Linked DNA regions of Homo sapiens: region 2 is linked to region 1. Evidence: read pairs that join two places in POLR2A ChIA-PET (ENCODE). Cell type or tissue: GM12878. All regions are shown on one strand. Links, peaks and the distances in the headings refer to the core of each region. The heading gives the core; the rest is flanking DNA.

Region 1 (16,061 bases), core at 3,861-11,860:
AACAAGAGCGAAACTCTGTCTCAAAACAAAAACAAAATCAACTCACAAAAATCAGTTGAAGCCAGGTTCAGTGGCACACGTCCATAATCCCTCAAACTCATGAGGCTGAGGCAGGAGGATTGCCTGAGACCAGGAGTTCATGTTCAGCCTGGACACAACAATGAGACACTGTCTCTAAAAAATAATTAAAAAAAACAACTTAAAAACTCAGTTGAATTTTTGTACACTAACAACGAACAATTCAAAGGAAATTAAGAAAATAGGCCAGGCATAGTGGCTTGCACCTGTAATCCCAGCACACTGGGAGGCCAAGGCAGGCAGATCACTTGAGGTCAGGAGTTGGAGACCGGCCTGGGTAACATGTTGAAACCCTGTCTCTACTAAAAATACAAAAATTAGCCAAGCATGGTGGCAGGCACCTGTAATCCTAGCTACTCAGGAGGCTGAGGCAGGAGAATCACTTGAACCCGGGAGGCAGAGGTTGCAGTGAGCTGAGATTGACCCATTGTACTCCAGCCTGGGTGACAGGGTGAGTCTCCATATCAAAAAAAAAAAAAAAAAAAAAAAGAGAGAGAAAAAGAAAGAAAATAATTCCATTTGCAATAGCATCAAAAAGAACAAACTAGGCTAGGCATGGTGGCTCATGCCTGATTTTGGGAGGCCAAGGCAGGAGAATTGATTGAGGTGAGGAGTTTGAGACCAGCCTGGGCAACATAGCGAGACCCTGTCTCCATGAAAATATTTAAAAAGTAGCCAAGTGGCAAATGTCTATAATCTTAGCTAGTCAGCTTCTCGGGAGACTGAGGTGAGAGGATCGCTTGAGCCCCAGAGTGAGCTATGGCCATGCCAGTGCACTCCAGCCTGGGCAAAGAAGTAAAACCCTATTGGCCGGGTGCAGTGGCTCACGCCTGTAGTCCCAGCACTTTGGGAGGCAGAGGTGGGCAGATCACGAGGTCAGGAGTTCGAGACCAGCCTGACCAACATGGTGAAACCCCATCTCTACTAAATACAAAAATTAGCCGGGCATGGTGGCACACGCCTATAATCCCAGCTACTCAGGAGCTGAGGCAGGAGAATTGCTTGAACCTGGGAGGCAGAAGTTGCAGTGAGCAAAGATTGCGCCATCGCACTCCAGCCTGGGCGACAGAGCAAGACTCCATCTCAAAAAAAAAAAAAAAAAAAAAAGAAGTAAGACCCTATTGCAAAAAGAAAAAAATACTTAGGAATAAACTTAACTAAGGAGACAAAAGACTTGTATACAGAAAACTATAAAACTGCTGAAATAAAGACACAAATAAAAATCCTGTGTTCATGGATTGAAAGACTTGATGTTATTAAGATGGCAATATTACCAAAAGTGATCAACAGATTCAATGCAATCCCTATCAAATTCCAATAACATTTTTTGCAGAAATAGAAAAACCCATCCAAAAATTCATGTGAACTCTCCAGAGATCCCCAAATACCCAAAACAATCTTGAAAATGAAGAACAATGTTGGAGATCCCACACTTGCTGATTTCAAAACTAACTATAAAGCTACAGTAATTAAAAATGTGTGGTACTGGCACAAAGAACACCTTATAGACTAATGAAATGGAATAGAGATCCCAGAAGTAAATCCTTCCATATATGGTCAAAAGACAGTTTTTTCAACCAGTGTTGCTGGGAAAATTGGCTATCCTCATACAAAAGAATGCAGTTGGACCCCCAGCTTACACTATATACAAAAATTAAGTAAAAATGCATAAAAACCTAAACGTAAGAGTGAAAACTGTAAAACTCTTGGAAGAAAATATAGAAGGGAAAGCTTCGGGATATTGATTTGGCAATGATTTCTTGGAAATGACAACAAAAATACAAGCAACAAAATAAAATAGATAAGTTGGACTTCATCATTAAAAATTTGTGTGCATCAAAGGACACTATTAACAGAGTGAAAAAGCAACCTATGGAATGGGAGAAAATATTGCAAGTTATATATCTGATAAGGGATTGGTATCTGGAATATATAAAGAACTTCTGCAGGAGCCAGGCATGGTGGCTTACAGCTGTAATCCCAGTTACTCAGGAGGCTGAGGCAGGAGGATAGCTTGAGCCCACGAATAACATACCCTCAGCAACATAGTGAGATCCCAGCTCTCAAAAAGTTAAAAAAAAAAAAAAAAAAGCTGGGTATGATGGTGCACACCTGTAGTCCCAGCTACTTGGGAGGCTGAGGTTGGAAGATCAGATAACTTCAGCCCAGGAGTTGGAGGCTGCAGTGAGCTATGATTGTGCCACTGCACTTCAGCCTGGACAACAGAGTGAGACCCCACCTCTAGAAATAAATAAATAAAGACAGAAAGAACTTCTACAATTAAACAACAACAACAAACACCTGATTCAAAAGTGGGCAAAGAATTTGGACATTTCTCCAAAGAGGAGCTATATAATGGCCAATAAACATGGGGAAGGATGTCCAACATCACTAAATAGGGAATAAAAATAAAAACTACAGTAAGATATTGCTTCACATTTATTAGGATGGATGTTTTTAAGTATAGGATGTTATTTTTTAAAAAACAGAAAATAACAATTCTTAGTAAGAATGTGGAGAAACTGGAAACTTTGTGTCTTGCTGGTAGAGATGTAAAAACTACAGCAACTCTGTAAACGGTATGGCCATTTCTCAAAAAATTAAACATAGCATTACTGTAATTCCACTTCTGGATATATATCCAAAAGAAACAAAAGCAGGCCTTGAACAGATATTTGTACATTCATGTTCATGGCAGCATAATTCACCATAGCTAAAAAGTAGAAGCAACCCAAGTGTCCACAGACAGATAAACGAATAAACAAAATGTGGTGTATAAATTGATGGACTATTATTCAGCCTGTAAAGGAAAGGAAAATCTGACACATGTTATAATATGGGTGAACCTTGAAGACATTATGCTAAGTTAATTATGCCAGACATAAAAGGGACAAATATTATATATTCGACTTATATGAAGTACCTGGAATAGTCAATTTTATAGAGACAGAAAGTACAATGGTGGTTGCCAGAGGCCATAGGGAGTGGGGAATGGGCAGTTATTCTTTAATAGGTACAGACTTTGTTTGAGAAGATGAAAAAGTTCTGGAGATGGATGGTGATGATGATTGCACAATATGAATGTAACGCCACTAAACTGTACACTTAAAAATAGGTAAAATGGGCTGAACATGGTGGCTCACACCTGTAATCCCAGCATTTTGGGAGGCCAAGGTGGGCAGATCACGAGGTCAGGAGTTTGAGACCAGCCTGGCCAACACGGTGAAACCCCGACTCTACTAAAAATACAAAAAGTTAGCCAGGGATGGTGGCACGTGCCTGTAGTCCCAGCTACTCAGGAGGCTGAGGCAGGAGAATCGCTTGAACCCAGGAGGCAGAGGTTGCAGTGAGCCGAGATCGCACCATTGCACCCCAGCCTGGGGAACAGAACAAGACTCCCTCTTGAGAAAAATAAATAAATGAATAAAAATAGCTAAAATGAGTTGGGTTCAGTAGCTCACGCCTGTAATCTCAGCATTTTGAGAGGCCGAGGTGGGTGGATCACCTGAGGTCAGGAGTTTGAGAACAGTCCTACCAACGTGGTGAAACCCTGTCTCTACCAAAATACAAAATTAGCCGGGCATGGTGGTGTGCACCTGTAGTCCCAGCTACTCAGGAGGCTGAGGCAGGAGAATTGCTTGAACCTGGGAGACGTAAGTTGCCGTGAGCCAAGATCTCGCCATTGCACTCCAGCCTGGGCAACAGAGAGAGACTCTGTCTAAAAAAAAAATTAATAAAAATAAAAAAAATTTAAAAAAAATCTAAAGTAAATTTTGTAACATATATTTTGTCACAATAAAAAAGCATTATAAAGGCTGGGGGCAGTGGCTCACGCCTGTAATCCCAGCACTTTGGGAGGCCGAGGTGGGCAGATCACCTGAGGTCGGGAGTTGGAGAACAGCCTGACTAACATGGAGAAACCCCATCTCCACTAAAAATACAAAATTAGCCGGGCATGGTAGCACACACCTGTAATCCCAGCTTCTCAGGAGGCTGAGGCAGGAGAATCGCTTGAACCTGGGAGGCAGAGGTTGCAGTGAGCCAAGATCGCACCATTACACTCCAGCCTGGGCAAGAATAGCAAAATTCCATCTCAAAAAAAAAAGCATTATAAAAATAGATAAATTGGACTTTATCAAAATTTAAAGGTTGGGAAATCACAGACATTATCCAAAAAGTGAAAAGTGCTGGATGCAGTGGCTCATGCCGAGGTGGGAGGAAAACCTGAGCCCAAGGGTTCAAGACCAGCCTGGCCTATCTCTACAAAAAATTTAAAAATTGGCAGGGCGCGGTGGCTCACGCCTGTAATCCCAGCACTTTGGGAGGCTGAGGCAGGCAGATCACGAGGTCATGAGATCGAGACCATCCTGGCTAACAAGTGAAACCCCGTCTCCACTAAAAATACAAAAAATTAGCTGGGCATGGTGGTGGGCACCTGTAGTCCCAGCTACTCAGGAGGCTGAGGCAGGAGAATGGTGTGAACCCGAGAGGCGGAGCTTGCAGTGAGCCGAGATTTTGCCACTACACTCCAGCCTGGGTGACAGAGCAAGACTCTGTCTCAAAAAAAAAAAAAAAAAAAAAATTAAAAATTAGCCACATGTGGTGGCACGTGCCTGTACTCTCAGCTATTTTGGGGCTGAGGTGGGAAAGTCACTTGAACCCAGGAGTTTGAGACAGCAGTGAGCTGTAATCTTACCACTGCACTCCACTCTGGGTGACAGAGCAAGATCCTGTTTCAAAAAAATTAAAATTTAAATTAAATTTTAAAAATGTAAAACAAAAAACGTGTACAGGATTTTATTTTGGGGTGATGAAAATGTTTTGAAACTAGATAGAGGCTGGAGCAGTGGCTCATGACTGTAATCCCAGCACTTTGGGAGGCCGAGACAGTTGGATCACCTGAGGTCAGGAGTTCGAGACCAGCCTGACCAGTATGGTGAAACCCCATCTCTACTAAAAATACAAAAAAGCCAGGCATGGTGGCGTGGGCCTATTCTCCCAGCTACTCGGGAAGCTGAGACAGGATAATTATTTGAACCCGGGAGGCGGAGGTTGCAGTGAGCCGAGATCACGCCACTGCACTCCAGCCTGGGGGACAGAGCAAGACTCCTCAAAAAAAAAAAAAAAAAAGCCAGGCACAGTGGCTCTCGCCTGTAATCCCAGCACTTAGGGAGGCAAAGGCAGGCAGATCACGAGGTCAGGAGTTCAAGATCAGCCTGGTCAATATGGCGAAACCCTGTCTCTACTAAAGGTACAAAAAAATTAGCCAGGCCCGGTGGTGCATGCCTGTAATATCATCTACTTTTTTTTGGGAGGCTGAGGCAGGAGAATCGCTTGAACCTAGAAGGTGGAGGTTGCAGTGAGCCGAGATTGCGCCATTGCATTCCAGCCTGGACGACAGGGTGAGACTCCGTCTCAAAAAAGAAATAAACTAGATAAGGTGGTGGTTGCATAACACTGTGAATGTACTGAATGCCACCTAATTCCTCATTTAAAATGACTTTATGTTATATGAATTTTACCATAGTTTTAAAGAAAAGGAAACTGAAGCTCAGAGTGATTGAGCTACCTGAGATCTTACAGCCAGTAACTGGTGGAACCATAAACTGAACCCAGATCTGTGAATTCAAATAAAGCATATGTTACACAGTGAGAAAGTAGGTGCATTTACTTTACTTACTTCAGAGGTAAATGACTGTTATGCTGGTGCTTTCTCTCTCCTTCCCTCCCTCCCTCCCTCCCTCCCTCCCTCCCTTCCTTCCTTCCTTTCTCTCTCTCTCTCACTCGTTCTTTCTTTCTTTCTTTCCTTCTTTCTTCCAGAGACAGGGTCTTCATTACCCCGGCCGGAGTATAGTGGCATGATCATAGCTCACTGCAGGCTTGACCTCTTGGGTTCAATTGATCCTCTCTCTTCAACCTCCTGAGTACCTGGAACTACGGGTGTGCAGCACCACATCTGGCTAATTTTTTTTTTTTTTTGTAGAGACGAGGTCTCACTATGCTGGTGCTGGTGTTTTTCTGAGAGCAGGTGTTTGTAAGGGAGGAGGGACGATGCCTTCTGCATAGCAGGCACACAATTTCTGTTTCTCTGAGGAAGGAAAGGGCAATGATTCCCACTGATAAGGCTCTGAGGTCTGGAGAGAACTTAGGATGTTTAGGAGGGGCCATAACTCCCTCAAAGCAATGAAAGGATCTTCCTTAGGGATGGGAGGGAGGGACTAGCTTTTTTCACATGCTTTGTGACATTGGTCAAACTACTTAACCTCCCTGAGCTAGGTTCTTCATCTGTAAAACAGGAATAACATGCTTACAGTGGCGAGAAATTGGGAAATGGCCTATAAACACTTTTTAAAGTGCTAAATGGGCCAAGTATGGTGGCTCATGCCTATAATCCCAGCACTCTCGGAGGCTGAGGCAGGAGGATCCCTTGAGCCCAGAAGTTCAAGACCAGCCTAGGCAACATAGTGAGACCCCATCTCTACCAAAAATAAAAATAATAGCTGGGTGTGATGGTGCACATCTGTAGTCCCAGCTACTTGGGGGAGCTGAGATGGGAGGATTGCTTGAGCCCAGGAGTTTGAGGCTGAAGTGAGGTTTGATTATGCCACCGTACTCTGGGCAACATAGCAAGACCCTGTCTCGAAAAAAAAAAAGCAATTACATAAGGTAAGCTGGGTTCCCCAGACTGAGCTGCACTTTTGCAGTTATCTAGATTGTAGCATCCCATTCTTACTGGAATTGTGTCTGATTGCTCCAGATGGGACCAGGTCAGTCTACTGCAGTAGCCCTAAAATCTGGACAAGGATTGGCTTCTGTGAGCATGTATTGAAAAGGTTATTAGGGTTGCTACTGCCCACACATTCACCATCTGGTGATTCAGTTTCACCCAACAGACCCAGGGGATTTGTTATACAGAGATGAAAACCTCACAGTCCCTAAGGCCCCTGGGAGAAACAGGTGCAGAAACATAATTTCATTTTTTTGAGATGGAGTCTCACTCCATTGCCCAGGCTGGAGTGCAGTGGCACAATCTCGGCTCACTGCAACCTCCACCTCCTGGGTTCAAGCGATCCTCCTGCCTCAGCCTCCTGAGTAGCTGGGATTACAGCCACTTACCACCATGACTGGCTAATTTTTGTATTTTTAGTAGAGTCAGAGTTTCACCGTGTTGGCCAGGCTGGTCTTGAACTCCTGAGCTCAAATGATCCACCTGCCTCAGCCTCCCAAACTGCTGGGATTACAGGCATGAGCCACTGCGCCCGGCCAACAAACATAATTATAATACAGCCTTAACTCCTGTGAGAAGGGGGGTTCAGAAAAGGAAATATTTGGCTCAGACACTTAAGAGTCAAATCCTTCCTTTGGCCACTCCTCACCCATTTCCAGGCCTTATCCTAATCCCATAGCAGTCACCCAATGGGTTGGATGCACAGTAATGTGTGACTGGTCCAGTTCAAGCCAGAGGGTCATCTTTCCCTCCCAGCTAGTAAATCTACTCCCTCTAATGCCCAGCCCAAACATGACCTGTTTTGTGATGGCTCCAAGAACCTGAAGGCCAGCCCTTTTTCTGTGCTTTCTTTGCACTTCACCCCACAAATACTTTTTGGGTAAATTTCATTTTGGTCCTGGAGATGGATTTATACCACTTGGCTTCTGTCCTAAGCCTAAATGTCCATTGGAGGAGTTAGAACAGCAGCAGGCAGTGGTAGTTACACCACTGCAAGAGGGGAGCACAAGGTAAATACTCCCTGAAGGAGCTATAGGAGACACCTTTGGGGTCTTTTTAGCCCATCTTCCCCTCTGTAAAACTGCTTACCCACTCAGGATTGAGGCTTGGAGACCCTGTGTGTCTTGTGAGTCTTAGTTCCCTACCAGTAGCTGAGTGGCCCAGGGAGATTACCTCATTACAGGTGGGCCAATTCTATTCTATATCCCAGGATTTTGAGTCAAGTTTCAAAGATGCAGGGAGCTATGAAGCAACCAGGCAGAAAGCATTGGGCTGAGAGTCCCAGAGGAGGGAGGAGGAAAGGACTAGGGTTGTTGGCTGTGGAGTCTAAAGAACACCCCCATACAATCAGTTCTTTACAATCCTTACAATCGGCTCCTTGTTTTGCTTATAGGAGCTTCAAGCGTTCTGGATACTATTACAATGGTCCTTATTGAGGCAAGAGTAGCCAGGCAGGCTCCCAACCTATGCTGAGGTAAAGGACAGAAGGGAACAGACAGGACAGGCCAGGGCCAGAAGTTGGGGCTGGGTGAAAGATACAGGAGAGGATTCTGAGCAAGGGGAACAGCATAGGCAAAGGCCAAGAGATGGGAACTCCAGGATAAGGTGCAAAGAGGCAAGGCTGGAGATGGGGCCAGGGCCACATGGGAACTTGTAAGCCACATGAAAGTCTAAGACAAATTGCAATTTAAATGGACCATAAGGGCACTAAGAGTAGAAGCCTGGGGATGGGGAAACTCTACAATGGCCCCTTTGGGGAGATGGTGGTGGCCTAAATTGAAAGTGGGAGGACTGGGTCAGGTGTGGTGGCTCACACCTGTAATCCTAGCACTTTGGGAAGCCAAGGGGGACAGATCGCTTGAGCCCAGGAGTTCGAGACCAGCTTGGGCAACGTGGCAAAATTCTGTCTCTACAAGGAAGACCAAAATTAGCCAGGCGTGGTGGCACATGCCTGCAGTCCCAGCTACTTGGGAGGCTGAGGTAGAAGGATTGCTTGAGGCTGAGAGGTGGAGGCTGCAGGAGCCAAGATCACACCACTACACTCCAGCCTGGATGAGAGAGATCTTGTCTCCAAATAAATAAATTAAATTAAATCAAATAATTTAATTTTTTTTTTGAGACGAAGTCTCATTCTTGTCGCCCAGGCTGGAGTGCAATGGCGCGATCTTGGCTCACTGCAAACTCTGCCTCCAGGTTCAAGCGATTCTCCTGCCTCAGCCTCCTGAGTAGCTGGGATTACAGACGCCTGCTGCCATGCCCAGCTAATTTTTTTTTAAATTTTATGTATTTATTTATTGAGACTGAGTCTTGCTCTGTCGCCCAGGCTGGAGTGCGGTGGCGCAATCTCGGCTCACTGCAAGCTCCGCCTCCCGGGTTCACACCATTCTCCTGCCTCAGCCTCCCAAGTAGCTGGGACTACAGGCGCCTGCCACCACGCCTGACTAATTTTTTGTGTTTTTAGTAGAGACGGGGTTTCACTGTGTTAGCCAGGATGGTCTCCATCTCCTGACCTCGTGATCCGCCCGCCTTGGCCTCCCAAAATGCTGGGATTACAGGCGCGTACCTCCGCGCCTGGCCATTTTTTTAATTTTTAGTAGAGATGGGGTTTCACCATGTTAGCCAGGCTGATCTCGAACTCCTGACCTCAGGTGATCCACCTGCCTCAGCCTCCCAAGGTGCTGGGATTACAGGCGTGAGCCACTGCGCCTGGCCCTAAATCAAGTAATTTTAAAAAGGGGCTGGGCATGGTGGCTCACACCAGTAATCCCAGCAATTTGGGAGGCCGAGGCGGGTGGATTACCTGAGGTCAGGAGTTCAAGACCAGCCTGGCCAACATGGTGAAACTCCATCTCTACTAAAAATACAAAAATTAGCAGGGCGTGATGGTGCATGCCTGTAATCCCAGCTACTCGGGAGGCTGAGGCAGGAGAATCACTTGAACCTGGGAGGCACACGCCTGTAGTCCCAGCTACTCAGGAGGCTGAGGCAGGAGAATTGCTTGAACCCCGGAGGCAGAGGTTGCAGTGAGCCGAGATCACACCACTGTGCTCCAGCCTGGGTGACAGAGCAAAACTCCATCTCCAAAACAAAACAACAACAACAATAATAATGATGATGATGATGATGATGATGGAAACAAGCAAGAAAAACTAAAAAAAAAAAAAAAAAGAAAACTGAATGTGGCTAGATGGAGGAGCAAGGGAGAGATCAGGGGAATGGAAGAGAAAACCTCTTGGAGTCTGTGGAGAATCAGGTCTTTCGCTCCAGCAGCCCCAGCCCCAGGCCCCTAAGGAGAGGATTGGCATACTTTCTTTCTTTCTTTTTTTTTTTTTTGAGACGGAGTCTTGCTCTGTTGCCCAGAGTTCAGTGGCGCAATCTCGGCTCACTGCAAGCTCCGCCTCCTGGGTTCACACCATTGTCCTGACTCAGCCTCCCGAGTAGCTGGGACTACAGGTGCCTGCCACCACGCCCAGCTAATTTTTTGTATTTTTAATAGAGACAGGGTTTCACCATGTTAGCCAGGATGGTCTCGATCTCCTGACCTTGTGATCCGCCCACCTCGGCCTCCCAAAGTGCTGGGATTACAGGCGTAAACCACTGTGCCCGGCCGGATTGGGATACTTTCTTTCTTTCTTTCTTTCTTTCTTTCTTTCTTTCTTTCTTTCTTTCTTTCTTTTTTTTTTTTTTTTTTTTGAGACGGAGTCTTGCTCTGTCACCCAGGCAGCAGTGCAGTGATTCAATTTCACCTCACTGCAACCTCTGCCTCCTGGGTTCAAGCGATTCTCCTGCCTCAACCTCCCGAGTAGCTGGAATTACAGATGTGCGCCACCACGCCTGGCTAATTTTTGTATTTTTAGTAGCGAAGGGTTTCACCATGTTGGCCAGGCTGGTCTCAAACTCCTGACCTCAGGTGATCCACCCGCCTCAGCCTCCCAAAGTGCTGGGATTGCAGGTGTGAGCCACCGCACCCAGCCAATGCTTTCTCATTCTTCCCCAGGGCAAGTGTCCAAACAGACCTGGTGGAACCACCAAGCTACTCCAGCCCCCCTGGGAAGAAGAGGCAGTCCTCCAAGGTGGCCTTTCCATTAGGCTGCTGAGGTTGTGGGGTCGGGGAGTGTCCTTGGGGTGCTGGTGGAATGTTCACTTCTGTGCCTCCTTTTTGATAGAGGAGAGCAGAAACTCTGCCTGGACTGTTCTTGTAGCTGAGTAGCCTTGAATGTGTAATTTAACTTCTCTGGGCCTCATCTTACTCATCTGTTTAAAATAGAGCATAATGCCTACCCTACCTTGTTAGACTGTCGAGAGAATACTTTGAAGGCTGAACATAGGACCTGGCACAAAGTAGGTGCTTACTTCCTCTCAGAAGTCTGGGCTGAGTGCAGAATTCTGGCCCCAACAGGGATTAGTAACTGTCACCAGAGGCCTGGCTTGTAGCATCACCAGTTAAGCCATGTGCCTGAGCTAGTGACAAAGCCTCTGATGCTTCAGCATACTGAGATAAAGGGCAAGAGGGACCTGTTCCTACCATCTCCCTCCCATGAATAGCAGCTGAGAGGGAACCATGGGACAGAGATGGCAATAAAAGAAAAAGCCAACTCATATTGAACACTCATCTGGGCTAGGCTAAGCCCTTCACATCCCTTAGCTCATGTAATCCTTGCAAACCCCATGGGATGGGCACTATTCTCTGCATGCGTGAGTATTTATTTATAAATATACAGATGACCCTTGAACAACACAACACAGATTTGAACTGTGAGGGTTAGTTGGACACGGTGGCTCATGCCTGTAATCCCAGTACTTTGGGAGGCCGAAGTGGGAAGATGGCTTGAGGCTGGGAGTTTGAGACCAGCCTGGACAACACAGTTGAGACCCCGTCTCTACCAAAAAAAAGAAATTTTTTTTTTTGAGACAGGGTCTGGCTCTGTCACCCAGGCTAGAGGGCAATGGTGCAATCTCGGCTCACTGCAACCTCCACCTCCCAGGCTCAAGCAATCCTCCTTCCTCAGTACCCCAAGTAGCTGGGACTAGAGGTGTGTGCCATCACACCAGCTAATGTTGCTATGTTCCCCAGGCTGGTCTCGAATGCTGGGCTCAAGCCATACACTCATCTTGGCCTCCCAAAGTGTTGGGATTACAGGCATGAGCCACCACTCCTGGCCTCTACAAAATTAAAAAATAATAATAATTGTGCCAGGTGTGGTGGCTCACGCCTGTAATCCCAGCACTTTGGGAGGCCAAGGCGGGTGGATCACCTGAGGTCAGGAGTTCAAGACCAGCCTGGCCAAGATGGTGAAACCCCATCTCTACTAAAAATACAAAAATGAACCGGGCATGGTGGCGCATGCCTGTAGTCCCATCTACTCTGGAGGCTGAGTCAGGAGAATCGCTTGAACATGGGAGGCAGAGGTTGCCGTGAGCGGAGATCTCACCATTGCACTCCAGCCTGGGCGACAAAAGCGAAATTCTGTCTCAATTAAAAAAAAAAAAAAAAAAAAGAATTGTGCAGGTCCACTTATACAAAAATGTTTTTCAATAAATACATTGGAAAAATTTTTGGTGCAACAATTTAAAAAACTTGCAGATAAACCTTACAGGTTAGAAATATTTTTAAAATTTAAGAAAAAGTTATATCATGAATGCATAAAATACATGTAGATATGAGTTTATTTTTTCATTTACCACCATAACATATTCACAAATCTGTTATAAAAAGTTAAAATTTTTAGGCCGGGTGCAGTGGCCTGTAATCCCAGCACTTTGGGAGGCCGAGGTGGGTGGATCATGAGGTCAGGAGATTGAGACCATCCTGGCTAACATGGTGAAACCCCGTCTCTACTAAAAATACAAAAAATTAGCCAGGCGTGGTGGCAGGCGCCTGTAGTCCTAGCTACTCGGGAGGCTGAGGCAGGAGAATGGCGTGAACCCGGGAGGCGGAGCTTGCAGTGAGCCCAGATTGTGCCACTGCACTCCAGCCTGGACCACAGAGCTAGACTCTGTCTCAAAAAAAAAAAAAAAAAAGAGTTAAAATTTTTAGCAGGGCGTGGTAGTGCACACCTGTAATCCAAGCTGCTCGGGAGGCCAAGGCAGGAGAATCACTGGAACCCAGGAGGTAGAGCTTGCAATGAGCCAAGCAAGACTCTATCTCAAAAAAATAAAAAATAAATAAAATAAAATAAGAAGTTAAAATTTATGAAAACTTACAAGGCCAGGCGTGGTGACTCAAGCCTGTAATCCCAGCACTTTGGCAGGCCAAGGTGGGTGGATCACCTAAGGTCAGGAGTTCGAGACCAACCTGGCCAACATGGTGAAACCCAGTCTCTACTAAAAATACAAAAATTAGCCAGGCGTGGTGGTACACGTCTGTAATTCCAGCTACTTGGGAGGCTGAGGCACGAGAATCACTTGAACCTTGGAGGCGGAGATTGCAGTGAGCCGAGATTGCGCCACTGCACTCCAGCCTGGGCAATAGATCGAGACTCCATCTCAAAAAAACAAAACAAAACAAAACAAAACCTTATATGTACAAACACTTAAAGACTGTATATAGCACCATTTACAGCCAAGAGAAATGTGAACGAATGTAAAGATGCAGTGTTAAATCATAATTGGCTGGGTGCAGTGGCTCATGCCTGTAATGAACGCATTTTGGGAGGCTAAGGCAGGAGGATCACTTGAGCCTAGGAATTTGAGACCAGCCTGGGCAATGTAGGCAGAGCCCATCTCTACACACACACACACAGGCTGGGCGTGGTAGTGTGTGCCTATAGTCCCAGCTACTAGGGAGGCTGAGGCAAGAGGATTGAGCATGTCCAAAAGATTGAGGCTGCAGTGAACCATAGTTGCACTACCATACTCCGGCCTGGATGATAGAGAGAGAAGATCCAGTCTTAAATAATTAAATAATAAATAAATAAATAAATAAATAAATCATAACTGCATAAAATTAACTGTAGTATGTACTGTACTACTGCAATAATTTCCTAGCCACTTCCTGTTGCTGTTGTGAGCTGAAGCTTAAAACATCATGTGCTGCTAATTATCACATGAGCGATTTGTCTCTCCAGTAAATTGTGTATAGCACTAAAAGTGACCTCCCTCAATTCTCTTGTATTTTTCATCTTGTTAAGTGCAATACCGTAAACTTCGAATAACACCATGGGACCCATATGAAGTACCACTACTGATGCTGGAAACGCTCCCAAGAAGCAGAGAAAAGTCATGACATTACAAGAAAAAGTTGAATTCCTTAATTGAGGTTTGCGGCTGTGGTTACCCCTCATTTCAGTCGGACATCATTGTAAACAGATAATGTAAACTTATGATATTGATCAATAGAGTACTGTAAATATATATTCTCTTATGAATTTCTTTCTTTCCTTCCTTCCTTCCTTTCTTCCTTCCTTCCTTTAATTTTTTTACAGCCATGGTTTCACTATGTTGCCATACAGCCTCAAACTCCTGAGCTCAGATCCTCCTGCCTCAGCCTCCTGAGTATCTGGGACTATAGGAGGGTCACCATGCCTGGCTTGATTTTCTTAACTTTTTCTTTCTCTTTCCTTTTTGTAGAGACGGGGTCTTGCTGTGTTGCCCAGGCTGGTCTCAAACTTCTGGCCTCAAGGGATCCTCCCGCCTCAGCCTCCCAGAGCTGCCATTTCCTTTTCCTTCTTTTTTATTTATTTATTTTTTCTTTCTGGCTCTGTCACCCAAGCTGTAGTGCAGTGGCACCATCTCCGCTCACTGCAACCTCCACCTCCAGGGTTCAAGCCATTCTCCTGCCTCAGCCTACTGAGTAGCTGGGATTACAGGTGCCTGCCACCATGCCCACCTAATTTTTGTGTTTTTAGTAGAGACAGAGTTTTGCCATGTTTGCCAGTCTGGTGTCAAACTCCCAACCTCAGGTGATCCACCCACCTCAGCCTCCCAAAGTGCAGGGATTACAGGCCTGAGCCACCGCACCTGGCCCCAGCCACCATTTTATTTTCCTTAGTTACTTTATTCTAACAATACAGTATATAGGCCGGGCTTGGTGGCTCATGCCCGTAATCCCAGCACTTTGAGAGGCTGAGGTGGGCGGATCACCAGAGATCAGGAGTTCGAGACTAGCCTGGCCAACATGGCAAAACCCCGTCTCTACTAAAAATACAAAAATTAGCGGTATGTGGTGGCATATGCCTGTAATCCCAGCTACTGGGGAGGCTGAGGCAGGAGAATTGCTTGAACCTGGGAGGCAGAGGTTGCGGTGAGCCGAGATTGTGCCACTGCACTCCAGACTGGGCAATAAGAGCGAAATTCCATCTCAAAAAAAAAAAAAAGAAAAACCAGAATATAATACATACAACATACAAAATATGTGTTAATTGACTATTTATGCTAGCAGTAAGGCTTCTGGTCAAAAGTAAGCTATCAGTAGCTAAGTTTTGGGGGAATCTAAAGTTATACACGGGGCCAGGTGCAGTGGCTCATGCCTGTAATCCCAGCACTTTGGGAGGCCGAGGCAGGCGGATCACCTGAGGTCGGGAGTTGGAGACCATCCTGGCCAACATGGTGAAACTCAATCTCTTCTAAAACTACAAAAATTAGCCAGGCATGGTGGTGGGCACCAGTAATCCCAGCTACTTGAGAGGCTGAGGCAGGATAATCGCTTGAGCCTGGGAGGCGGAGGTTACAGTGAGCTGAGATTGTGCCACTGCACCCTAGCCTTTGGTGACACAGTAAGACTGTCTCAAAAAAAAAAAAGTTATACATGGATTTTCTACTGTGGTGGGGGGTCAGCACCCCTAACCCCCACACAAGAGTCAGCTGTACTACTTTTTTTTAGAGCAATCTTAAGTTAATAGCAAAATTGGGCAGAAAGTACAGAGTTCCCATATGCCCCTGCTCTCACACATGCACGTCCTCCTCCATTATCAACATCCTACAACAGAGTGGTACATTTGTTACAATCAATGAACCCACACTGATATATCATTATCGACCATAATCCATAGTCTACATTAGGGTTCACTCTTGGTGTTGTATATCTATAGGTTTTGACAAATATATAGTGACATGTATAGCTTTACTGTTCTTTTCTTTCTTTTTTTTTTTTTTGGAGACAGAGTCTCGCTCTATCCCCCAGGCTGGAGTGCAGTGGTGCGATCTTAGCTCATTGCAAAGTCCACTTTCTGGGTTCAAGCGATTCTCATGCCTCAGCCTCCCAAGTAGCTGGGATTACAGGAGCCTGCCACCACATCTGGCTAATTTTTGTATTTTT
Region 2 (16,061 bases), core at 5,105-13,104, 160 kb before region 1:
CCTGGACACTCATTAAGACTGGTGAATTTGGGGGCCTCTGCCCATTGCTCTGGGCTCACATCTGGGCCCCATCTCCCCTCTGCAGGTTTGCAATTTCAAGCAAGCTCTGTTCCATCCTGCAGCTTCCAGAAGATACCCCTTTCCTGGGACTTGGGGAGTGGTCTCCTCCTGTACTAGAGGCCACCTCCTTGGACTCCAGCGGAGCAGCCTGACAAAGCTGAGGCATCTTCCATATGGAGTGATGGTCACACAGTACGCATGGATTCCAGGGGAATGAGTGTTCAGCCTGGGGGCCCTTAGCAGTTTATATGGAGAAAGGCAGAGTTCCAGCATCTATAGCAGTTTGCCAGGCTGCCAAGCTGGGGAAGGCTAGCCAGAGAGCCAGAGGCTGCCATGCAAACCAGGAAAGCTGAGATCAGCCATCCCTTCCAGAATCCCGAGAGTCCTGACAAGTGCTTCTCCTTGGGCCTCTCGCCGTGAACTTCAGGTCCCTCTGTCCCATGAGACCAATCCTGTTCCAGGCTCAGGCACATCTGCAACTCCCGGGACAGCAGCTGCTCTCCACCTCCCAAACCCGAAGCTAAGATCCATTCACCCCTGCCCCTCACCTAGCCTCTGGAGAGGCTGGTGAGCCTGCCAAGTCCTCCCCCCGCAACTCCTGGCAGCAGGGCTCCTGGCCTCTCTCACCCCTGCCAAAGCAGAAAGCTGACGGCTGCTGTCATTCCATTTGAAGAGCCTTCACAGCAGTCCCAGATCCAGAGAGAAAAAGAAGGGTGTACACACGCGCACGCACACACAGTTAAAAGCTGTCGGTGCTAGAAGAGTGAGACGCAACTAGTCTCATTAGTAATCTCCTTTCTCTGACCTCAGGGCAGGGGAGATGAAGGCAGGGATGGAAGGGAGCCTTATACTCTCTCCTTGCTGTCTCCTGGGCTGAGAGAGGCACAGGGCCACCCCTGTCCACTGCAGGCTGTGACCAGCAAACAGAGCTAGCCCCTTCCTCATCTCTCCCCTGGCTTTGTTCCCCAAGACGCAAGGTCAGGCTAAACACAGGGGCAGAGGCAACCCCCACACCCTGCTGCCAAAACAAGCCCAGGACCTTCGGCCATGCCTCTTCTGTGGGCAGCCGGCCTCTATCTTACTCTCCCCGCTGATGGCCAAGCCCACACAAGCATGCCTCACACCTGTCTCTGGGAGAAGCCCCTTGCTCTCCCCCATATCACTGGCTTCCTTGTCTCAACCCCCACTCCAGGAGCACAGCTGACAGGCTCCCATGGGAGCGGGGAGGAAGGAGGAAGGGCTTTCATCAAAGAGGTGACGTCAAAACCAGGCAACTTGTGAAGCTGTCAGGGGCCGGGAAATTTGGACAAAGGTGTCTAAAAATAAACCCCTGAAGCCAGGAAAAGGCTTTGGTGGCTGAGTTGCTCACCACCACACCACATGCCACATGTCCTGTTCTGAGGTCTGGAACCCAAGAAGTCTCTTTCCCAGGGGTGCCCCTCCAGATGGGCCCATGAGGTTGAGGATGGCACCGACAGGACTGGAGAGGCCTTCCTTGAATGAAATGGGGCGGGACTCCCCAGAGGCAGCACACTAAGCAGGCCTAGGGCACTGGTATCTTCCTTCCTGCCCACACCACCAGCCAGCCCGCCCCCACCTCCAGTCCAACCGCAGCCAGGCAAGCACATCCTGCCCCACACCCCTTTTGGCCACCACCCTCCAGCTCACAAAGGAAACTCCCCTCTATTCTCCCTGTGCCCTTGCCTTATCACCGTGACAGCCCTCCCCTTTCCAGGTCTTCTCACTCCTGATTCTTCAAACCTGTCTTTGACCGCCAAGGACACAGCTGGTGACCCAGGGCCTCATTTATTCATTCCTCAGCCCCAACACCAGACTCCAGGGACATCTGAACTCCCATTTCCATCATCAACGCTGTGTCCCTTTCCCCAAGCTGCTTTGGTGAACAAAGTTGCAAGGATCCTCCAAGTGTACCAGGCTCTCACTCCCACTGACTCTCGTCCTGTTCCCTGACCCCTGCCACACTGGCCACGCCCTCTGCGCAGCCTTTGCTGCCACAGGCTGTCCACTGCCTACCTGGTCCCACAGAGGCAGGGAGGCACAGGGCAGCCTCCCAGGTCAAATACTGCCAACAGGCTGATGTCCCCAAATATATCCACCAGCCCAGCCTTTCCTCAACTCCAGGCCACACATACCATTGCTGACTCCACACCCCCCAACTTAGATGTATCTCAGGCAGCTCCCCTGACATAGCCCAAATAGCTACCTTCCCCCCAAAACCAGGGCCTCCCTCAGTTCCCCACATGTCAGTGAAAGCATCACTACATACTTGCCCACCTGCCCAGGCCAGAGGGGAGCAGAGCCCTCTGTGACTCCCTCACTGCCTCTCCTTCCACAACAGTGAATCCACCCAAAGTCTATCAGTTCTATCCCAAAAGTGATTGTAAATCTCCATCCTTGTCCACAGCTCTATAGCCGCTGGGCCTGCCCAAGCTGCCACCACTCACAATGGGATTCATGACAGCCTCCTAGGCTAATTCCTTAGCCCCAGGCCTAAGCATCTCCACCTGGTCCCAGATCTGTGGTCCAGTCCCACCCTGCCCAGAGATGGGACAGCTCATCTTGTACAGACGTGGCTCCAACTGTGTTATTTTCCTGGTTGGAACACTGCAGTGACTTCCTGCTGCATTTAGACCAAAGCTCTGACTAGAAGTTCTTATCTCCTCTCTAAAGGCTCTTCTAGGACTCTGCCTTGAGGTTATCTCCTCTGAGAGGCTGTCCCTGACCATTCTGTCCAAGTTGGTTCCCTGACTTTTCTCACCCTCTCCTTCTCTAGCACACGTCCTATTTTTGTCTGATATTTATTACCTATCTTCACCACCTCACTGTGAATGGCTGTTTCATGCACCAACGTTTCATTCACATTGTGCCCATTATAGCACCTGGCACACAGACTATAAATACAAGTTAAATGAATGAACAATCACGTCCAAGCCCAAACTGGGGTCATTTCCCTAGCAACCAAGTTTACAAAACGTTTAGGGGAGGAGGGATGTGTAACAGGGCAAGTTTTAAAAAAATTTCTGTAGACACAGAAACCCGTCAGATGACCAGGTGACTGGCTCTCCTTCCTCCAGGAAGGTTGGGCTGCCAGCATTGCCAGTAACCAAGTCAGGAAGTAAAGGAAACAGAGCCTGCCACTGCTGTCCCAGCCCTGGCCTCTGGGAGCAGATGTATAAGCCCATGCACAGGCAGGGCCACGGGCAATACATGATTACCTGGGGCCTGCCCAGACACTGGGAGCCTCAGGTCCTTGCTTTGCAGGCCTCCAGCAGGATGAGAATAAAGTGGCCTGTCCATTCATCTGAGCCAGGAGTGTGGGATAAGCACTATGGATGTCTTTGGTCAAAGCCAGAGCCAAACTAACCAGATCAGATTTATGAACAAGTTCTCCATGCTCTTGGGATATGCTCCGGCTTCCAAAAGATCTTGGGCATCTGAAAGAGATGCCAACAACCTCTGCCCATCTTCCTAGCTCCACAGGTACCTGTTCCATGAGGGCCCCAGGGTGCTGCTCTCCCAAAACCACTTCTTCCTCCCATTCTAGGCAGTCCTCCTCAGCTCCACCCAAGGGGCCTGGCTGTCCCCAACACACACACCCCAGGCCTGTGCCTCACCTTGATGTAGGTGTCCAAGGCAGGATGGACACGGCGGGTAGCCAGCCAGATGGACAGAATGGTGGTGTAGGGGAAGGTGGCTGTCACCACATGGCTGGGTGCCGGGAAGGAGAACACCTTGAAGCCAAATTTCTGGTAGAGGTCGATGAGCTCAGGGGAGGGCGATTCCTCACCTTCACTCAGGATGCTGCCCACGGCACATCGGCACTTATCAGGGGGCACCTGGGGAAGCAAAGCATGGGTGTGAGAGTTGGCCAAAGGAAGGAGGCCCTCAGACCTCCTTCCTCCTGGGACTGTGCCAGATCAGGCCTAAAAGAACCAGCAGCTCTGACAAGCCATGCAGCCCCAGATACCAGGACACAGCTAGCTATTTTCTTACTGGAACCCACCTATGGCCCCTGCCTGTGGCATCGTACCACAGGACTCTCATCTATTCCTTCAACAAACATGCCATGCCCTGTGGAAACCCAGGGATCATAGTGAGGGGTTAGACTTGGTCTCTGCCCTTCTGGAGGCCAGGAGAGGGAAGGGCGGAGAGGACCTCTGAACCATCACCCTCCACATGGCTCCACTGAGGGGGCCCTTCCACCCCACCATAAGACCCTCTGTCAGCCCCCACGCCCCAGGGCCACCAGCAGAACTGTACAGTGGCTGATCCTGCAGCCTGGGTCCAGCAAAATCCTATTAGCTAATTTCCCTCCTATCTCCTGGAGAAGAGCAGGCTTTACAGGCAGAGAAATTATGGCAGGCAAGGGAGCAAAACTGAGGAGTGGTAATAAAGAGCTCAGAGCCCTCCACGGTCATGCCCTAGGAAAGCAAGAACACGTGTGTGTGTGTTTACACACATGCTTGCAGGGTCAGGACCTGGCAAGTGGCTGAGGAGGGGCTGCAGGAAGCACCTGTCAGGACATAGGATTGGGATCACTGACATCTGGGTTGCTGGTGAAATTCTGTGAAGAGATCATCCTCCCCACCCCTCTGGCAGGGCCAGCTACCATCACCAGAGCCTCTAGACTTCTTCTGCAACCCATGGCCCATCCAGGGACCTATCCCACTTCCTAAGTCCCTTCCTGGCTAAAAGCCAAGACCACTGGTTCCCCTCCAAATCTCTGTAGGTTGCTAGTGCCTGCACTTCCCACTCTGCTTGCCTCCCTACCTAATTTCCCTCCTCTGGCTCCCAGAAACCTCAGCCATGTAAGGCTCCTATGTGAGCCTCCAACACTTCCTAGGACTGAATGAATGCTGCAAGGCCCAGTACTCATTTCTCCTCCTGGCATCAAGAGGCCTCACTTTGTCTCACCTACTGCTACCTGTTTCCCACGTCAGCTTTCCAGGTGCCTAAGTCTGTACCAGCCTTCAGACTGGGCCCTCAGAGACATATGATCTTGAATCCAAGAGATTCAGCACAGACCTTGTACCCTCAATCCTGGGTTTTGCTCAACTCTAAAGGCTCCTTTCTCCCTACCCACCGCAAAAAAATTTTTTTTGCCAGCAGTTCACCTTCACAGGGATGACCCCTAAGTTTAAACAGGCTTCTCCCTCTACCTCCACTTACTCCTCTCCCCAGCCCTCCTTCCCAGCACTGTGAAGTCATTATTACCTGTTCTCACCTCTCCCTCCCATTACAGCCCTTTCCAAGCCCTCTCTGAAATCCCCTGGGGGTTTCTCAGCCCTGAATGGCCTCCTCTACTCAGGCCAACCCAGGCCTTCCTTTTAGTCACAGTTTGCCTGGGACTTGGGCACCTATTCCAGGCTCTCACTTCTAAGCAGACCCTAACGGTCACCCTCAACTGTCTGCAGCTCTGGTCCCCTTGCAGCCCCCTTGAAGCCTACGGCATCCAAACCTGGCTCAGAGCTTTAGTAGCAGGCAACCGGGTGTAGTGGTCAGAAACACAGCTTGAGAGAGGCAGGCCACGGTGCGAATCTGAGTCGTGTGATTCTAGACAAGTCCCTTGGGTTCTGGGAGCCCCAGTTCCTCAATATCTACTTACAGAACTGCCATATTAAACAAGAAACTTCACGAGAGCTTAGCCTGGGTCCAGCATTCAGCAAATGCCCCATAATTGTGGTTATTAGTAGCTATGACACAGTCCAAACAACTGTCCATGGCCTAGAATGCCCGACCACCCAAACCTCTGAATATGCAGCTCCTCCCTGCCTGTCCTTCCGGTTCAAATACCCTCTTGAAGAGCCTTTCAGCGTGGCTCAGTGGCACTCTCTTCTCCCCCAGTATTTTGCTGTAAACTTTCTTGCCCTCCATAAGTCTACCTTGCACACAGTCACTTCTTTTGGCCTGAAGCTCCTCCCACCCCACCCAGAGGCACAGGAGATCACTGCAATACCATCTCTTGTCTCTAGATGGTGGAACTGCCCTACTCACACGCCAAGACTTGAGAATGACCAGATAGGCAGGAAGTTATCTGGCAGGCCTCCTGCTGACAAGCCAAGAGACACTGCCTGCCACAAAGCCTATCTTCATGTCCCTGACCCTACCAACCTGTGCTGTGCAAAAGAAACATCTACATAAGTCATATGGAGAAACGGATGAAAGGTCACTTATTCTCTTCCTTTCTACAGCTGGCTTGCCTGGGTTTGAGTTCCAGGGTCTTTCCTGGGAACGCTTCAGCAGGCCTTATGGGACTCCCAGCTCAACATCCTCTTCAGTAGCCAAAAGACACCAGAACACATGTGGTCATCTTGCTCAGAACCTCTCAATGGCTCCCAATTTACCTCTAGGATGAAACTAAATTCACAAGCCAATAGGCAAGGCTCTTTTGGAGTGGCCCACATAATACTGCATGAATTTGCCCACACACTCACCTTGCACTCCCTTTCTGCAGCCTCAGGCCCCAGCAGGGGCCAGAGCCCAGGTGGGCAGGCACCAACTGAGTGTCTGCATGGCAGAGGGAGGGACAGATCCAGGCTCTGGCCCAGCCCGCCTTGCCAGCCTCCTCACCCGCCACACCCCCACACACACCCACATGAAACTATTTGCAGCTCCCCAAACATGCCACATCCTCCCATGCTTCCTGCCTTTGCGTAAGCTACTTCCTCTGCCTGAAATGTCCTTCTTCACCCTATTCCAGAGTCCCTTCTGACTGGGAAACTCCTGCCCATCCTGCAAGACTCAGCTCAACTTTCCCCTTCAAAGCCTTCTGTTGCTCTCCACCAAGCAGCCCCTCCTCTCTGATCCCAAGTACCCACCAGGGAGCAGGTGTTGTGCTGCACTGTAACTGATGGCCTCCCCATCTCTCTCCATCACTCCAGGCCTCTAGGCAAAAAGGTCCAGGATCCTGCGCACACAGAAAGTTCTTGAGGCATGCTCAGTGACAGTACATGCATGCACACACAAGCAAGCCCTGCACCATAACAAACTTCCTCTCCCTCCACCTGGAGAAAAGGCAGAGCTCCTGTCAAAGTGGAAGAAGGGAGCTAAGAAGACAGGGCTCCCAGGATCCAGGAGGTGTGTGGGGCACAGCAGCTCCTTTCCTGGCTAAGCAACTCCCTAATTCCACAAGTAAGAACACTTCCTACCTCCTCCCCTGCCCTGGCCTAAGGAGGAGCCTAGAAGGTCTCTCAGCAAGCCTACCACCCACTAAGTGGCCCCATGCAAAGTTGAAGCTGGGAAGCAGCTGAACAAGGCACCAGCAAGGAGGAAATGGGACAGGCCCTAAAATAACCTAGGGAGTGGCAAGGCTGATCCAGTGGCAGAGGAAAGCTTTCCTGGCCTCCCAGTAAAGCCCAGACCCGCCTCCAGGGAAAAGGCCTACTAAGGCTGTCAAGTGCCCAGAAGGTTGGGATGTCCTGATGGGCAAGAGACCCCATCCACCTTGGCTCAATGAGTATCTGTATTTGGGCCGAACCCTAGGACATAGGCCTGGGCCTCCCAGCCCTACCTGCCTGCTCCTCTTCCTCCCCAGATCAGCTATTTCTCTGGGTACCTCTGCCCAGAACAAGAATTGGACCAGAACTAGTACCTACAAGGAACCACATCTGGGAAACAGGGCAGTGGCCAGACCCACCACCACTCGGGGTAAAGACAAGCCCATCCAGGATGTGTCCTCAAAGCAAGAGTACCAGGAAAACAACAGAGGCATGCCAGGCCCCAGAGCATCTCCTTTGGGCTGAAAAGCCTCCTGAGTCCCATTACTGGGAGGAGAGGGCAGTCTGCTTAGAACCTGAGGCTTCCAGGTACGAGCTAGTCCCAAGGCTGGCCCCACTGCCCCTTCCTGAGTGGTGTCACAGTGCCCTGCCGACCCTATTGTGTGAGGCTATAGCGAAGACAGCCATCTCGGGGCCCCTGCCAAGCCAAGACCTCGCTGAGTCTGGGAACTGGACAAGACTGATAATCTTCCAGGATGCAGGAATGAGAAATGGTGTCAGCGGCCCAGACCAAATGTAGTCATTGGGTTCAGGGTTAATACAAACTGCCAACCCCAGGCCCACAACCTACACAACCTGACAGGGACAGCAGCACCATCTCTCAAACCCAGGCACAGAGGGCTGCCCTTACTCTTCCCATGCCAGCCCACTGACCCAGAGCTACCCAAGTTAAGGGGGAAAGTAGAGGCAGGGCCCTTCATTTGCACTTGTACTCCCAAGGGAATAGACGAGCTGCACTGGCCCATGACTAGGTGGTTGATACGGGACCTCGTTTGCCCTCCTAGGTGCTACAGGTCAACACGCCAACCCCCAACTTCCCTGGGAAGCTTATGCCCAAAGGCACACGGAGACAGGCACCAGTCAGGACACGAGATGATGCAGACAGCTAGGCCAGAGGACAAGCCTCATTCTTCAGGCTCGGGAGGAAAGAAAGGAGTCAACAAGATACCAGCCCTCAAAGGTGAGTTTACTTAGAAACCTTTCAGGAACCTTCCTCTATAACCCTACACCTTCAAACAGAATCCTAAAAACAGCTGATATCTGACCAGGCACTCACCACTTTCCCCAGACTCTGCCTTCCAAGCATAAGCTCATTAAATCCAAACAGCCTTCTGTGGTTGGTACTGTTTTCAACCCTGTTCCCAAGGCCCAGACAACCAAGCCATTCAGCCAAGGTCACACAGCAAGGGAGTGCTGAAGTCAGGATTCAAACTCAAGCAGACCAGCTTCAGAGCTGCGCCACACAACCCAGGGGCATCCAGGAGTCCCGGAAATTGGCCCTAGTGAAAGCGGGCTGCACAATGGCTTTTCCCTGCACTGTGCCGCCTCACATGGCCCAGACAACCTGCAGGAGGCTGGGACTAAACCAGAGAGGCAGGCAGGGTCCCTAAAAGTACAAAGTCCCAGTGGCATGAGGTCCTCAGGCAGGACTGGATGTCAAGTGTGACACCCACCTATTTAAAGAACTGGGTATTGGGCCATATCATTATCAATTAGCCCCCACAAAACAAAAACCCTGAGGTAGGGATTCTTTTATCCTCATGTGACAGATGAGGAGACATACTCAGACAGGCCAAGTGACTCACCTAAAGTCACACATTGGTTAGCAGTGGAGCCTTGATTCAAACCCAGAAGGGCAAATCCGAAGCCCCTTCCTCTCACACCTCGTCTCACCTCACCTCAAGGACAGTTCTAGTGGGCAGAGAGGAGCTCGTGCTTCCAGACCTGTCCCACATAGTTAACCTGCTGCACAGCAAATGCCTGGACTCCACCTGGCAGAAAATAACCATGGAGTAACCAGGATAGGGGGCGGCCTGAGCCCTCAGGAAACATCCCAGCCCACATTCCCATTGCCTTTGTTGAGGAGGTCAGTCCTGGGAAATCCTACTCCCTCACCCCTTCCCAGGCTCCACCCAAACTAAGTGCCTCCAGGGAGGGCAGGGAGCCTTCTCTCCACACACACTGAGGGAGGAGGGAGTGTGACACAGGCCTACATCAGAACTCTCACCAGCCTCTGTGAGGCTGTGGTCATGCCAGCCAAATGACCACAGGCCCCTGCAGACCTAGTGGCCCTGGGCCTTGGTTCTCATTGGACTAAGGGAAAGGGGGCTTCAATGGCAGTCTTGTTTACTAAAGGCAGAAGCAAGTACCACCAGTTCCCCAACCCACTCCATGCCTGGAGCAAACACCACCTCCTAGGTAGTAGATGTAAGCAGCAAATATAGGCCCACTTGGGCCACATAAATTGAACTAGCTGCCACACCCATCTTGCCCCAGCCAGGCTCCCCATATAAGCAAGCAGGCAGGTTGCTTAAGCCCCAAACATAGCAGCAGAGGTGATGGTGGCACAGGGTGGGGCAGGAGGTAGAGAGCCAGCCTGGCAGACAGGATGGGCCCACAGGCACAGTGATAGCAGCCCAGCCACTAGGGCCTGTCCACAGGCCAGAGCTGGCCAGGATCAAGCGAGGCACTCAGGGTCCTCTCAGCTCCTTCCTTCCCCTCCAACACTGAAGGCTCCCAGAGGGACCAGGCCCCAAAAGGGAGCCTGAAGTCACTTTCCAAGCCCCCAGCACCCACCGCAGAAGCAGGGCTAAAGGCAGAGCAGTTTTTCTAGTCAGGACCCTTCCCCAGTCATGCAAGGGCAGTATGGACCAGTGTGTGTAAGGGAGATCTGTGACTGACATCCGCCTACATGTGATCCTTATCTCTGAACTCATACCCCATCCCTTGCATACCTTGAAGAGGAATGGCCCACACTCCATGAATGCTGGGCTCTGAGGTGGGTGAGTACACCCATGAGCCCCTGCCAGGGTCTGTCCACTTCCCAAAAGACTTCTTCCCCACCTTCCCATTCCCAACCATGCCAAGGGTTTCAGGGATGGAGAATGGAATCCTTCCTCCTGCCTCACAAGAACCACTCACCCAGACCTGCAGCCTCTTCCCATACAGGACTCCAGGGCACAAGGCTAACAGCTCCAGCAGCAGCTACTATGAACAGGTCCACACCAACTGCCACTGTCCAATCTTAGTGGTACCCTTTCTTGTGCTACTTCCTGGGTCCACACCCAGCCTAGGTGGGACCAGCCTACTCCCTGCCCAGCTGAGGACAGGACGAGGCATGGCTAGGGAGCTGTCCGTCACACCTCATGGGGTGGGCAGCATCTAAAGCCAGGTGGCACCTCTCACCTGGTTACTCACCACCCCACTCACAGAGCCTGACACAGCCTCACTGCCTCCCCACACTCACAGAGAAGCAGGTTCTGGCTCCTGTCACTCTGGGCTAGGGAAGGACACAGTGGGGGTGGGACACTGAACAGGTCAGCCTCTATTCTCTTTCTCTGAGAACCAGAGCATGCCACGCTGCACACTGCTGGTGGAGGCAGCCTAGGGGACAAAAACCTTTGGTTCTCAGCCCACTCCAGGACCAGGATGGGGCCTTTCCTCTAGGCTCCTAACACCCACACACTGGCAGGTCCTGGTCCCCATGGTACCCTAGTGCCCAACACAGAGCCTGGTACAGAGCAGGTGCTCAGATATTTGTTAAATGAAAACAAAAACATATGAGATCAGTGCCTTTCTCCTACTATCTGAATCTGTTTCTCCCTCCATAATATGGAGTGTGGACCAGGAGGCCTCAGGTCCTTCCGGACCAGTCTGTGATAGCCACGAGCACCTGAAGCCTGGGGGTCCATGGTTCCCTGAACCTGTTACAATCTCTGTCAGGCAGAGAATGCACTGACCAGCTCCAAGAGTAAATGGGGACCCAAGTGTCCCTGAGCCATCCCAGGTGCCAAGTGTGACCTAGCTCTAAATGGGGACACAGGTGTCTTCTGGACTGACCCAGGACTGGGATGGGCAGGGTCAGAAGGGCCACCTTGACTTGTTCATCATCCTCTGTGCCACCCAAATGACCACAGCCAGGCCAAGGGTCTAGGTTTGCTCAGTCTGACCTCTCAGCATATGTTAGCACAAGTGGTTTTCCCACCCATCTTTGTTGTTGTTAAGCATCTGTTGAGGGCTAAGTGCTGGGGTAAATGCCTCACCTATATCACTTAACTCTTCTCAGTCTACTATGAAGCAGGTATTTTATCATTACTCTGCAGACAAGGAAATAGAGGCTCAGAAACATTATGGGATATGCCTAAGATCACTCAGCAGGACAGTGATGGGACAGAATCAGAACTCGGGACTGCTAGCCTCAAGGCTGTGCTCTCAGGCCACAGTCCCCCAGACAAGCACCCTAGTCAGACTATGACCAACCAACCCTGGAGACCCAGGGCCCACCCCATGGGGTCCACCACATCTCTGGGAAAGCTGCAGGAGGCAGTGGCCAGGCCAGAATATCCCATGCCAGGCTTCTTCCATCTCACTCTTCCCTAGACCAGCCTCCAGCACTGACCCCAGGGTACCCTGCTGCCTTAGCCCTTTCCCATCCAGGAATTAGCACCTCCAACCCAAGAGGCAACCTGTTGATTCCAGAACAGGCAGACACGCCAATGAGAAGACAGCCAGCTGCAAGGACTCTTCTTGCAGAAGGCTCTGACTGGGCCAGGTGTGGAAGGGGGGGCAGGGCCTTACACAACGGAGCCCTTGAAGGGGTGAGGGTCACACATCTGCTCTAGGAGCTCCCCATAGCCCACTGTCTGTCCCATCCCACTCAGGCTCCAGTGCTCCCAACTTCAGTTAGTGCCATCTCCTGGCCATGTGACTGCAAAACCTCAACCAACCCATGTCGCCTCTCACCTGGACCCAGCCCAATCTCTTCTACGGCCTCCTGCCTCATCTCCTTCCCTCCTCCACCTGCCCTTCAGCTAACTTCCTAAAACAAAGGTGGCAAATTGTGCCACATCCTTCTTCTCAACCTGCTGTACTTCCCCACCACCTGGCTGGGCAAACCCTTCCACCTTTCTCCACCCAAGACATGTCTACTAACCACAATTCTCTGGTCATCCCATGTCTTCAGGCTCTTGCTGTCACAGTTTTCTTAGCCAAGTACCCCTTCCCAACAAAGCAAAATTCTACTTACATGAGAAGGCCCAGCTGAAATCTACCCCTTCTCTGAGCCTCCCCAGCAGACTCATGGCAGCCTCCCTGAACCTACAGCTCAAAGTTCTGTGGACATCAAGCACAGTGTCTTGTTGGAGAATCACTTATGTGGGGCTGACATGTCAGCCACACAGAGCTTCCTGAGGGCAGAGCCAGGTCTGATTCATCTCCAGAGTGTAGGTGTAGAGTAGAACCTGGCACAGAGAGGGAACCAGTACATCCTGTTTCAACTAGTGCCCCAGTAAGCCGGTCAGCACACATTGGGTAGACTGCAGGACTTGTGCACTTGAGCTCTCCAGGCAAGGAAATCAGAGCTGGGGATTCCAAATGCTTGGTTTGGCATGGCTTAGTAGTAGAGGCTGAAGAACCCTTGACAGAGCTGCCAGCCCATCCAGCTGTGGGCAGCACCACCCCATAGCATAGCAGTAGGTTACATTAGCAAGCTCTGACTCACCATAGGTTGTAAGAACAGCCAGACGCTCACAGGGTGCTAGTGATGCTGGATTAGTTTTTGACTTCAGCATTCTGAACATTCTAAGTAACTCATCTGGCTCCACTAGCCCCCTTGGCCATCTCCCAGCACCAGCTTGAGGTCTAAGGAAATGCCATATCACCAGGTTGAGGGGCATCAGAATGGCTGAAGAGGTAAGATTCCAAGCCCCATCCCCAGGGACTGCCCTCTCAGCCCTCAAGGGCCTACAACTATGGCAGAAGAGCTGAGGGATGGAAAGCACAGAAACAGCAAGATGTAACCCCAAAGAGTGGGCAGAATCTGAATGGCCTGGCCTTAGAGCACTGGCCCCAAATGGAGATGGAAGGAGGGATGACAAGAAGAGGAGGCAGGGGACCAAAGTCCTGGCAGAAGCCAGGGATTCATGGTGGTATAGTCCACTGCATTTGGAAATCCACAAGTAGCCATGGGCAAGGGGAACCAGACCTGGGCAAATAGAAAGCCCACAAATGGATGCCGGGAGCAGAAGTCCAGGCTAAATCTGGAAGGTGCTTCAAGCTCATAGAGGAGGGGTCTGCAGGGCCAGCTTGAAGATTCTCCCACCCTTTCCTCAGCAACCAAAACTACCCTCCCCAAAGAAGCCCTGGCCCACCAGGCCCATCCATGGGGCAGAACCCCATGGAGACTCCTTACCATGTGGGGGTTGTCATAGTAGACAGCGATGGAGCGGAGCTTGGGAGAGATGCTGCAGCTCTCAGTGAAAAGCCGCCCAGTCTCACCATAGAGCCCCATGTGGAACTTGTAGGCCACAGTGACGTTGCGGATGGGGGGTGACCCAGCACTCACTTCCACCCCAGCCAGTAGCCCTGAGTACCCGGCAAAGGCCAGCAGCGTCAGCAGCAGTAAGAGAGTCAGGCCCCCAATCAGGCCCAGTAGTAGCAGGTCCGACATGGCTCTGGATCCCCAACACTGCACCTCAAGGCAGCTGCAAAGGAGAAAGAAGGGAGAGGAGGCTGGTAGCCTACTCTGACAATGTGCCCACTTGCCCGCCAACCAGTTCTGGCCCAACCTCCTCAGACCTGCCTTGGGTGCTCTGACCCAGAAAGGGGAGGGGCCAGAGGTGTTTACACACAGAGTGACCTGGAAGGGAGCTACAAGGATGACTGAAGCCACAAGCCTCTTTATTTCTTAATCGCAGTTGGTGAGGATCTCAGAGCAGCTCAAACTGTCAGCTGGCAGCCCTGGTCACACCTGGGGAAACTGAGTCACAGAGGGGCACAGGAGTGATTCAGCCAGAGACATACTCCGGGCCCTGACAAGTCTCCCCGAAGATGTACCAGATACCAGCCAGCCTGCCTTTCCTCCACATTACCTCTTCCTCCCCACAGCTGAGCCACGCCACCAGCCCAGCCTCCCCAAGCCTCAGGGACGACTGCCAGAGGGAGGACTGGCAAATGCTAGGGTCCAAACACTTACTAACGACAGGGAAACCATAAGGAACAAAAACTTGTGAGGAAAAATGTGCCTCAGGAAGAGAATTTCATAAGAAACTCTCCTTTTCTAAGTACATCTGGCCTGCAGGGACCTTGCTATCCAGCAAGCTTACCCATCCAGAACCAGAGGAAAGACCAGAGCAAAGCGGCCTGAGCAGGCAGAACAAAGTCCAACACTAAGCTTCCCAGACTTGAACCACCAATGTTAACAAGCTTCATCCCAATTTTCCAGCCCACAGAAGAAACAGTGAGTAGTAAGAGGAAAAGGCTGCTAAAAGGGGAGTCGCACAGCAGGAGGAAGTAACAATTATCCCTAAGAGGAAAAGAAGCTGTTCAAGAGCAGTCCCAGGAACATAACACAGAGGCCAGTCTGTGAGCTATTCAAGGCAGGCTGCCTAGTTCTCCAGGCAGCTTGGGGCCAGAGGCCTAACCCTCTTACACAGAGGGCTTGACCTGAGTTGCCTGGCGGGGGGGAAAAATCACAGCCCAGAGAAGACTGTTTAAAGAGGAAGGGAGCCATGTGACCCACTGGGGGGACATTCCCACCCCAATTATTTAAAAGTAATATTTAACATTTAAAAGGTTTTGAAGCTAAAAAGGCCACGCTGCAACTTTGTGGAATACTTAGCTCTGTGGAATTATTTCTTCCCTGTGGGTGCTGGGTGTTGATTTTACGCTAAAAAAAAATTGTCTTTGGAGTCAATGAGCACACAGTATTTGCTCACAAAGAGGCAAAGTAAATTTCTAAACTTTCGGTGTCAAGAAATTGAGGTGTTGCCCACTAGTCTCACCCATCTGTGCTTCTACCCATCAGTATCTCTCTCTTTTCTGCCTGTCCTACTCATCTTGTCTCCAGTAACTTTCATTCCAATTTTCTTTGATAATGATGAGAAATCTTCCACTGAATGCTTACTATACGCCAGGCACTGTCTAAATGTTGAAACACAGCTACTTCATTCACCCTCAAAGCAATCCAAAGAGGTAGGTAAGGCTAAAGGTTCAAGTAGTTAGAGGTTAAGAGACTTGCCCAAGGTAACACAGGTATTAAACAGAGCCACGTGGACCAAAATGCAGGCAACACAAGCCCAGACAGTCTGATTCCAGCCCCTCATTTCCACTTTCTCTCTCCTCTCTGGTGACTGGCTTCCAAAACGCCTGAAGCATTAAATCCTTGTTGGACATCTCTGAGCCCAAAGCTGGAAAACTCTCAGCATCTAGGCCCCCACTTGCCTTGGGAATGACAAGCCCTCACCCTGATCTGCCATCTCAGCTGAACACTTCCTGTCTCCTCAAGGAAACTTAGTATCTACCTTTCTCTTCCTCTCACTTCCCAAACTGCTCAGAAAACGGCGGGGGGGAAGAAAACCCACCTGGGGGTCTCAGAGCCTTGGTCGGCACGTGGAGAGGTAACGTGAATTTCCCCTATATTCAAGAGAAAAGGAAGAAGGTCTGGGAGCTCACCTGAAATGCCAGGCTCACTTTTAGTAACTGCTG

Evidence for each region. Peaks named below come from ENCODE experiments on the same cell type or tissue, not always from the same donor. Only the 100,000 strongest peaks of a DNase experiment are listed, where the experiment ranks them.
Region 2: POLR2A ChIA-PET joins it to region 1 with 15 read pairs; 11 of 35 experiments call an interaction of 5 or more read pairs at or near these places.

Annotation. Positions count from the first base shown.
Region 1 is chr3:51,512,172-51,528,232 of GRCh38, reverse strand. The region is part of intron 1 of LOC105377085 (a long non-coding RNA gene); the gene reads right to left. Among named protein-coding and RNA genes, the nearest start is that of RAD54L2, 19 kb to the left of the region's middle. RefSeq lists a silencer at 8,046-8,340. In GM12878, for the core only: no CTCF peak of the experiment used is centred there; a DNase peak (open chromatin) is centred at 6,942.
Region 2 is chr3:51,672,269-51,688,329 of GRCh38, reverse strand. TEX264 (testis expressed 264, ER-phagy receptor) reads right to left here. Exons shown (of 5, transcript NM_015926.6): 2 at 13,768-14,059; 3 at 3,696-3,917. The coding sequence starts at 14,025. Among named protein-coding and RNA genes, the nearest start is that of TEX264, 9.0 kb to the right of the region's middle. RefSeq lists enhancers at 724-1,339, 8,947-9,705 and a silencer at 1,733-1,782. In GM12878, for the core only: a CTCF peak has its summit at 6,050; DNase peaks (open chromatin) are centred at 6,059 and 6,703; H3K27ac peaks cover 2,050 bases.